Linked DNA regions of Homo sapiens: region 1 is linked to region 2. A link is an interaction called in ENCODE POLR2A ChIA-PET data of the cell type or tissue named here. Cell type or tissue: CD4-positive, alpha-beta T cell. All regions are shown on one strand. Links, peaks and the distances in the headings refer to the core of each region. The heading gives the core; the rest is flanking DNA. Region 1 overlaps PPARD (peroxisome proliferator activated receptor delta). Region 2 overlaps DEF6 (DEF6 guanine nucleotide exchange factor).

Region 1 (4,394 bases), core at 109-4,108, 64 kb after region 2:
CTCTGTCTCAAAAAAAAAAAAAGAAAGGGTGACCTCCCACCCATACCTGACCCACAGAGCCTTGGAGAAGTGTTCAGCTTCTTGTTGCTTTCCTTTACTGGGCAGCCCTTTGAGGCTCTCTTCTTGATACTGGGGCTCAAAGCCACAGGCAGGCTTTAAACCGCTTCATTTGTGGGTGCGAAAGTCCACAGGCCATTGTGGTGTCAGTTCCACTCACTGTTTATGTTTCAATTCTTCTCGCACATAGGCATTTCTCTTTCCAATTTGGCTGCATGTCTACGGACGTCATTTGTTTTATTTTATCTGGTATTTTTCTGTGATAGTGGTGGAAAGGGGAAGCTCTTTCACGTTAATTTAGTCCCGTATCCTACTGAAAGTTTGTTCAAATGCTTAGCGTGTCATATGAAGCTTTTCATGATGCAGCCCATTCTACCTCTCCTGCATAAACTTAGCTCTTAAATTTTACACTTCAGCAAATTGAACTATTTGCATACCATGTACTGTAATGTTTAAAAGCACAGGTTTTAGGGTCCAGCTGTTTGGCTTGGAACCTGTCTTTTCATAAGGTATGATTTTGGACAAGTTACTTATCCCTTCCATAACTCAGCTTTCTCATCTGTAAAATGGCAGCGTCCGGCATGCAGTAACCCTGATCCCTGTTGGCTGCCTCTGTGGTTGCTGCCCCCAGCAGTTGAGGCTGCCAGGCCTCTGCGCAATTGCACTGTTTATTCCTTTGCTGGAATTGCCTGTCTCCCCTCCTCTCCTTGATCCCTCCCAGGAGAGCAGCCTTTACTCCTTCAGAGCTTGGGGTCTCTGTCTGTAGTAACTATCACTCTGTGGGTCGCTGCTTGTTTACGTATCTTTTTTTTTTTGAGACAGAGTGTTGCTCTGTCGCCAGGCTGGAGTGCAGTGGTGCGATCTTGGCTCACGGCAACCTCTGCCTTCTGGGTTCAGGCCATTCTCTTGCCTCAGCCTCCCACGTAGCTGGGACTACAGGCGTGCACCACCATGCCCAGCTAATTTTTGTATTTTTAGTAGAGACGGGGTTTCACCCTGTTGGCCAGGATGGTCTCCATCTCTTGACTTTGTGATCCGCCCGCCTCGGCCTCCCAAAGTGCTGGGATTACAGGCATGAGCTACTGCGCCTGGCCACGTATCTCCTTTTTTCAGCCGACTCTGACCCCCTTGAGAGCAGGGTCTTGTTTTTCTTGGTACTTGAAACTCCTTACATTCTACCTGTCATTTGGTGGGCATTCAGTGTTGGTAGTTTAATTGCATTGAATTTCTCTGGCTGAGTAGAGGCAAGTGCTGGGAGTGGTATGGGACGCAGAGGCAGGGAATGACAGCAGGAAAGCTTGTTTTTTGGCACATTTTGTGCCAAGTTGATGGAAATGTGAATCAGTATGGCTGGGACACAAGGTAACAATTCTTAGTCTAGCTGAGGATGCCAGAGACTTAAAACAAGCCAGTGGCCAGAAAAAGCCACTAAATCTTGCAAATTAAAGTGGTTTCCAGACTTAAGAATGCATGCCCCACATTCCCTTCCCAAACTCAGCGTCTCTGAGTGCCAGGTGGAGGAATACAAACTAATTATAATCCTAGTGGGCCCTGAGAATCTTTAATTTTAGAATAAGGCTGCACTTCTGAAAGGCGCAGTTGCTTTAGGAGTAGGTGACTCTGTATGCCCGGGGCCTCCGAGGAGACCAGGATGTGAAAACTCAGTACCTGGCATTTAGAGCTGTGTCACCCATCACTTCTGACCTCGTTAAGATTTCTACCCTACTGCGACTTAACAACTAAAAAGGGCAGATGAGATAGGTCCGGGGCAGAGCTTAATGGCCTGTGTCATTCTCCTCAGCTTTGCCTGAATTCTCTGGACTCTTGAGACTCTATCATAGGAATATTCTCAGAAGAGAAGGCAATCGAACCTTTAAAGATCCCCAGATTATCCATCAGATAACAGTCTCATGAGAGTGATGAACAATGACAGCACCAACTCTCAATTCCCTTGGCTGGAATTTCAGGAATCAGCTTGAACTCAGAGGTGGGCACAGGGTTAGGGCTTGGAGTAGGCGTCTTTTCTTTCTTTTTTTTTTTTTTTTTCTTTTTTGAGATAGCGTCTCACTCTTGTTGCCCAGGCTGGAGTGCAATGGCTCAATCTCTGCTCACTGCAACCTACGCCTCCTGGTTTCAAGCGATTCTCCTGCCTCAGCCTCCCGAGTAGCTGGGGTTACAGGCATCCGCCACCACGCTCGGCTAATTTTTGTATTTTTAGTAGAGATGGGGTTTTACCATGTTGCCCAGGCTAGTCTCGAACTCCTGACCTTGTGGTCTGCCCACCTTAGCCTCCCAAAGTGCTGGTATTACAGGCATGAGCCACCGCGCCTGGCTTGCAGTAGGCATCTTTGCCCAACCCACGTGAATCCCATTAGTTCTTTCTTGACAGCTCTCAGTCTGTGGTCATATATTAAGCAACTATGTGTTCAGTACTGTGCTGGGTGCTATTGCTGAAGATACGGAAATAGTAATGCCACAAGTCCCTCTTCTTAGAGAGGAGAGCTTGCACTCTAGTTGGAGAGAATTCCTAGCACACAGAAAGCTGCAACCAGTGGTGCCCAACAGTAATGCTGTCTGATGCCACTGCATGCAAGTGTGTCCCTTTGACAACTTGGTGCTTTTGCCCAAAAGGAGCTGTTCTCTTTCTGAGGCTTGGACTATTCGTTTGTTTTTTCTCAGATGACTTGCTGGCACTGTTACAGACTGGTCTGAATTAACTAGGACTACCTTTTATCTGTTTCTGAGGAATAGCCCCAAATGTGCTCTCTCTTGGTCTTTATGAACTTTTCCTTTCTTCCATTTCTCCAAATTATGATAGATTAACTTTGCAGTGTCATCTGCTAATCTCCAAGGTCTTCTAGGGGCACGTCATCAGCAGTTGCTGCTTTTGAGGTATCAAGGTTTGTCCTGTGGAGTCTCAGATAGTTTCTTTACCTGTTCAATGAATCTGATTTTCCATTTTTCTAGGAGAGTGTATCTCAAAGTGATTGCTGAATCAGAATGTCTGGGAGTGTGACTTGGAATCTATTACTGAAGATTAGAGGAAAATGTAGCAAATTGTGATCTGAAGCATTTATGGATGGATTGATGGATTGATGGATAGGGATTCTGACTGAGTTAGGTAGTCTATAGTCTCAGACAGTTGTGGAAGCTCCATTAGGTCATGAGCAACCCAGACTCCTTCCAATTCTGTGCCCTGCCATTCTTAGGGTGTGGCTGCTGTCCTCATGGTCCAAAATGGTTGCCGTGGTTCCACATCTCACAGTGAGATAGAAGAAGACAGAAGAATGATGTCTCACCTCCCTTCTAAGGAGACTTCAGCAAAGCCTGCCTCTACCACTTTCTGTGACTGAGGGAAAGTTAATTCATACTCAGAGCCAATTAACCTCGTGTTTTTTTTTTTTGTTTGTTTTTTTTTTTTTTTTTTTTTTTTTTTTTTGAGACAAGGTCTTACTTTGTCGCCCAGGCTGTAGTGCAGTAGCACAATCTCGGCTCACTGCAGCCTCGACCTTTCGGGCTCAAGCAGGGCTCCTCCCTGCTCAGCCTCCCGAGTAGCTGGAACTACAGGCACATGCACCACACCCGGCTAATTTTTAAATTTTTTCGTAGAGATTGGGGGTCTTGTTATGTTGCCCAGGTTGGTCTGGAACTCCTGGGCTCAAGTGATCCTCCTGCCCTGGCCTCCCAAAGTGCTGGGATTACAGGAGTGAGCCACTGCACCCAACCAGTTACCTCATTTGTAAAACAGGCATGGTAACACTTAGTGCAGGAGCAAGAGGATCAGGGAGCACACATACATACAAAGTGCTTGGTGCTGATGCCCAGCCTGCAGCACCTGTTCTCTAAATCATAGCAGCAATTGCTGCTGCAGCACACTTCTCTTTCTCCTCTCTCCACCGCTCCATCTCTCCAGGGTCTCTACCTTGCCTGTCAGGCTCCACTTTCCTTTGCTCCTGCCTTTTGCATCTGTTCCTCTCTGCATTCTCCCCTCATCTCCTCTCTTCCGTGCACCTCATTTTCCTGCTCCCCTCCTGCCTCTGTCCCTCATCTTCTTTTCAGAGACTTAAAACCAGCCAGTGGCCACTGGCTTTTCAGTGTCTCCTCCTCCTCCTTGAACTACCTCTTCCTTCTAGTGCTTCTGTCCTTCCCTCCTCCTGACCTCCAGTGAACAATAATTATTTGTAACGTAATGACAAATTATCGTTACGTTACAAAGACCAGAGGTTAGAGGTGGTGATTGGCCTTGTAAACTGTAGGTCAGCGATGAGTAATTTAAGAAAACTAAATTTAATTGGTTTACTCATGAGTCAGTTAGGAATTCTATTTGGCAGCTAGAA
Region 2 (4,394 bases), core at 73-4,072:
CCTTCTGTTTCCTCCCTTGTGTTCATCACTATTTTAGAGGCTTAAAACACAAGCGTCTTTACTATTTTAAATAATATGTATATATGTGTGTGTAACATGAAACTTCCCATTTTAACTATTTTAAGCGTACAATTCAGTGGCATTAAATACATTCATGAAATTAAAAAATTCTTTTGATATATAACAGATGTACATATTTTCAGGGTACATGTGATAATTTAATACATTCATATATTTTATAAAAATCAAATCATGTCATTAGGTATCCTTTACCTCAAATATTTCTTTATGCTAGAAACATTCAAATTATTCTCTTCTATTTTGAAATATACAATAGATTATTGTAAACTGTAGCCACCCTACTGATCTATTGAATCCTAGGTCTTATTTTTCCTGTCAAACTGTATGTTTATACCCATTCATCAACCTCTCTTTGTCCTCCCCCCACACTTCCTGGCCTCTGGTACCACTAATATACTCTCTATCTTCATGTGATCCACTTTTTTAGCTCCCACATGTAAGTGAGAACATGCGATAGTTGTTTTTCTGTGTTTGGCTTATTCACTTAACAAAATGACCTATGGTGCCATCTATGTTGTTGCAAATGACAAGATTTCATTCTTTTTATGGCTGAATAATATTATATATATCACATTTTCTTAATCTATTTATCCACTTCTGGGCACTTAGGTTGATTTCATATTTTGGCCATTATGAATATCTCTGCAGTAAACATGGGAAGGCAGATATCTCTTCAATATATTGGTTTACTTTCTTTTAGATATATACCCAGCAGTGGAACTTCTAGATCATATGATAGTTCTATTTTTAGTTTTTTGAGGAACCTTCATACAGTTTTCCATAGTAGCTGTACTAATTTATATTCCCACTAACAGTTTATCAGGGTTCCCCTTTCTCCACGTCTTCTCCAGCATCTTTTTACAGAAAAGATATTCTTGGCCAGGCGCAGTGGCTCATGCCTGTAATCCCAGCACTTTGGGAGGCCGAGGCTGGTGGATCACCTGAGGTTGGGAGTTTGAGACCAGCCTGGCCAACATGGTGAGACCCCATCTCTACTAAAAATACAAAAATCAGCCGGGCATGGTGGTGGGCGCCTGTAATCCCAGCTACTCAGGAGGCTGAGGCAGGAGAATCGCTTGAACCTGGAGATGGAGGTTGCAGTGAGTCAAGATTGCACCATTGCACTTCAGCCTGGGTGACAGGAGTGAAACTCTATCTCAAAAAAAAAAAAAAAAAAAAGATGTTCTCTATTTTTTTTGTAAAAAGCCATTTTAACTGGGATGAAATGATATCTCATTTAATTTTGATTTGCTTTTCTCTGATGATTAGTGACATTGAGCATTTTTTCATATCTCTGTTGACCATTTGTATGTCTTCTTTTGAGAAATATCTATTCAGATCTTTTGCCCATTTTTAAACTGGATTATTTGGTTTTTTGTTACAGAGTTGTTTGAGCTCCTTATATATTCTGGTTATTAATCCCTCGTCAGATTGATACTTTGCAAATATTTTCTCCTATTCTGTGGGTTGTCTCTTCACTTTGTTGATTGTTTCCATGGCTGTCCTGAAGCTTTTTAGCTTGACATAATCCCATTTTTCTATTTTTGGTTTGGTTGCCTATGCTTTTGAGGTCTTCCACAAAAAATCTCTTTGCCCAGACCAATGTCCTGGAATATTTCTCCAATGTTTTCTTCTAGTAGTTTCATAGTTTCAGGTCTTACATTTAAATGTTTAATCCATTTTTATTTGATTTTTTTATATGGTGAGAGATAGGGGTCTAGTTTCATTCATCTGCATGTGGTTATTTAGTTTTCCCAGAACCATTTATTGAAAGGACTGTTCTTTCCCCATTGTGTGTTCCTGGAGCCTTTGTCAAAAATGAGTTCTCTGTAAATGCATGGATTTATATCTAGGTTATCTATTCTGTTCCATTGGTCTTTGTGTCTCTTTTTATGCCAGTACTATGCTGATTTGGTTACTATAGCTTTGTACTACATTTTGTTTTTTTGTTTTATTTTAGAGACAGGATTTTTCTCTGGTGTCCAGGCTGGAGTGCAGTGGTATGATCATAGGTCACTGCAGCCTCAGTCTCCTTGGGCTCATGGGATCCTCCTGCTTCAGCCTCCTGAATAGCTGGGGCTATAGGTGTGTACCACCGTGGCCAGTTCGTAGTGTATTTTGAAGTCAGGAAATGTGATGCCTCCAGCTTCGTTCTTTTTACTCAGGCTTACTTTGGCTATTTGAGGTCTTTTGTAGTTCCGTATAAATTTTAGGATTTTTTTTCTATATCTATGAAGAATGCCTTTGCTATTTTGACAGAGATTGCACCAAATCTATAAATTGCTTTGGGTAATATTGTTATTTTAACAATATTAATTTTTCCAATACATAGCATGGGATATCTCTCCATTTTTTTGCATCCTCTTCAATTTATTTCATCAGTTTTATAGTTTTTCTTGTATAGATCTTTCACTTTGGTTACATCGATTCTTAGGTATTTTACATTCTTTGTAGCTGTTGGAAATGGGATTGCACTCAACTTCTTTTTCAGATTGTTTGCTGTTAGCGTATACAAATGCTACTGGGTTTTGTATGTTGAATTATCCTGCAACTTTACTGAATTCATTCATCAACTCTAACGGTTTTTTGTTGGAGTCCCTTTTTTTTTTTTTTTTTTTTTTGAGGAGGAGGAGGAGTCTTGCTTTTATCGCCCAGGCTGGAGTGCAATGGCACGATCTCAGCTCACTGCAACCTCCGCCTCCCGAGTTCAAGTGATTCTCCTGCCTCAGCCTCCCAAGTTAGCTGGGATTACAGGCACCTGCCACCACACCTGGCTAATTTTTTTTTTTTTTGTATTTTTAGTAGAGACAGCATTTCACCGTGTTGGCCAGGCTGGTCTCAAACTCCTGACCTCAGATGATCTGCCCACCTCGGCCTCCCAAAGTGCTGGGATTACAGGTATAAGCCACTGTGCCCGGCCTTTTTTTTTTTTTTAAGAGAGAGACAGGATCTCACTGTATTGCCCAGGCTGGTGTCGAACTCCTGGCCTCAAGCAATCCAACCACCTCAGCTTCCCAAAGTGTTAGGATTACAAGTGTAAGCCACCACGCCCCATGGAGTCTTTAGATTTTTCTAAGTAGAAGACCATGCCATCTGCAAACAAGGCTAATCTGACTTCTTCATTTCCAGTTTGGATGCCCTTCATTTCCTTCTCTTGCCTAATTGCTCTGGCCAGAACTCCCAATACTACATGGAATAAAAGTGGTAAAAGTGGGCATCCTTGTCTTGTTCCAGATCTTAGAGGAAAGGCTTTCAATTTTTCTCCATTTATTACAATGTTAGCTGTGAGTTTGTCATAGATAGCGTTTATTATTTTAAGGTATGTTGCCTCTATACCCAATATTTTAGGGCTTTTATAACACGATGTTGAATTTTTTTAGAAAGCTTTTTCAGGGTCTATTGAAATGATCATATATGGTTTTTGCTCTTGGTTCTGTTACTATGATGTGTCATGCATATTGATTTGTGCATGTTGAACCATCCTTGCATCCCTGGGATGAATCCCATCTGATCATGGTGAAAGATCTATACTCACAATATTGTACAACCATCACCACTATCTATTTCCAAAACTTTTTCATCACACCAAACAGAAACTCTGTACCTACCAAGCAATAACTCCTCATACTCCCTGACCCCAGCTCCTAGTATCCTCTATTCTGCTTTCTGTCTCCATGAATTTGCCTTTTCTAGGTATCTTACATAAATAGAATCATAAAATATTTGTCCCTTTGTGTCTGGTTTCTTTTACTTAGAAATGTTTTCAGGCTTCATCTATGTTGTCAAATATATCAGAATTTCATTCCTTTTTAAGGCTGGATAATATCCCTAACAGTGTGTGAGGATCTCAGTTTCTCCATTTCCTTACCAACAGTTGTTTTTCCTTTTAAAAAATTATCATAGCCATCCTAGGATCTGTCTAATTTTGTCACATAAGGTGTTACTGTGGAAAGGAGCACGGATCTACGCAGAAGTCCAAGCCTCATCACTAACAGACTAACAGTGTGAGGTGGACAATCCTGGAGCTCTTAGTGCCTCAGTTTCTTTCTCTGTAAAGTGGAGCTAATAATGCCTGCCTGGCAAAGCTGTATAGGTGGAGTGAAGATAATGATGCATATAAAATACTAGTACAGACTCTAGAATGTGGTAGCTATTATTTTCCACAGAATGTAAACTTAATGGAGGCAGAGATTTGGTCTGTTAGGCACACCTTAGTATCCCAACCCCTGGAGCAGTGAGTGGCACTCAGTAGGCACTCCAAAAACATCTGCGGAATGAATGAATGAACTCTTAACAAGCAGGGCTATGTGGAA

What was found. ChIA-PET counts read pairs that join two places held together with the same protein. Peaks named below come from ENCODE experiments on the same cell type or tissue, not always from the same donor. Only the 100,000 strongest peaks of a DNase experiment are listed, where the experiment ranks them.
Region 1: POLR2A ChIA-PET joins it to region 2 with 5 read pairs; 4 of 35 experiments call an interaction of 5 or more read pairs at or near these places.

Annotation. Positions count from the first base shown.
Region 1 is chr6:35,377,011-35,381,404 of GRCh38, forward strand. The region is part of intron 2 of PPARD (peroxisome proliferator activated receptor delta); the gene reads left to right. Among named protein-coding and RNA genes, the nearest start is that of PPARD, 37 kb to the left of the region's middle. In CD4-positive, alpha-beta T cell, for the core only: no CTCF peak of the experiment used is centred there; no DNase peak of the experiment used is centred there.
Region 2 is chr6:35,313,168-35,317,561 of GRCh38, forward strand. All of the region lies in intron 5 of DEF6 (DEF6 guanine nucleotide exchange factor), which reads left to right. Among named protein-coding and RNA genes, the nearest start is that of DEF6, 18 kb to the left of the region's middle. In CD4-positive, alpha-beta T cell, for the core only: no CTCF peak of the experiment used is centred there; no DNase peak of the experiment used is centred there; H3K27ac peaks cover 929 bases.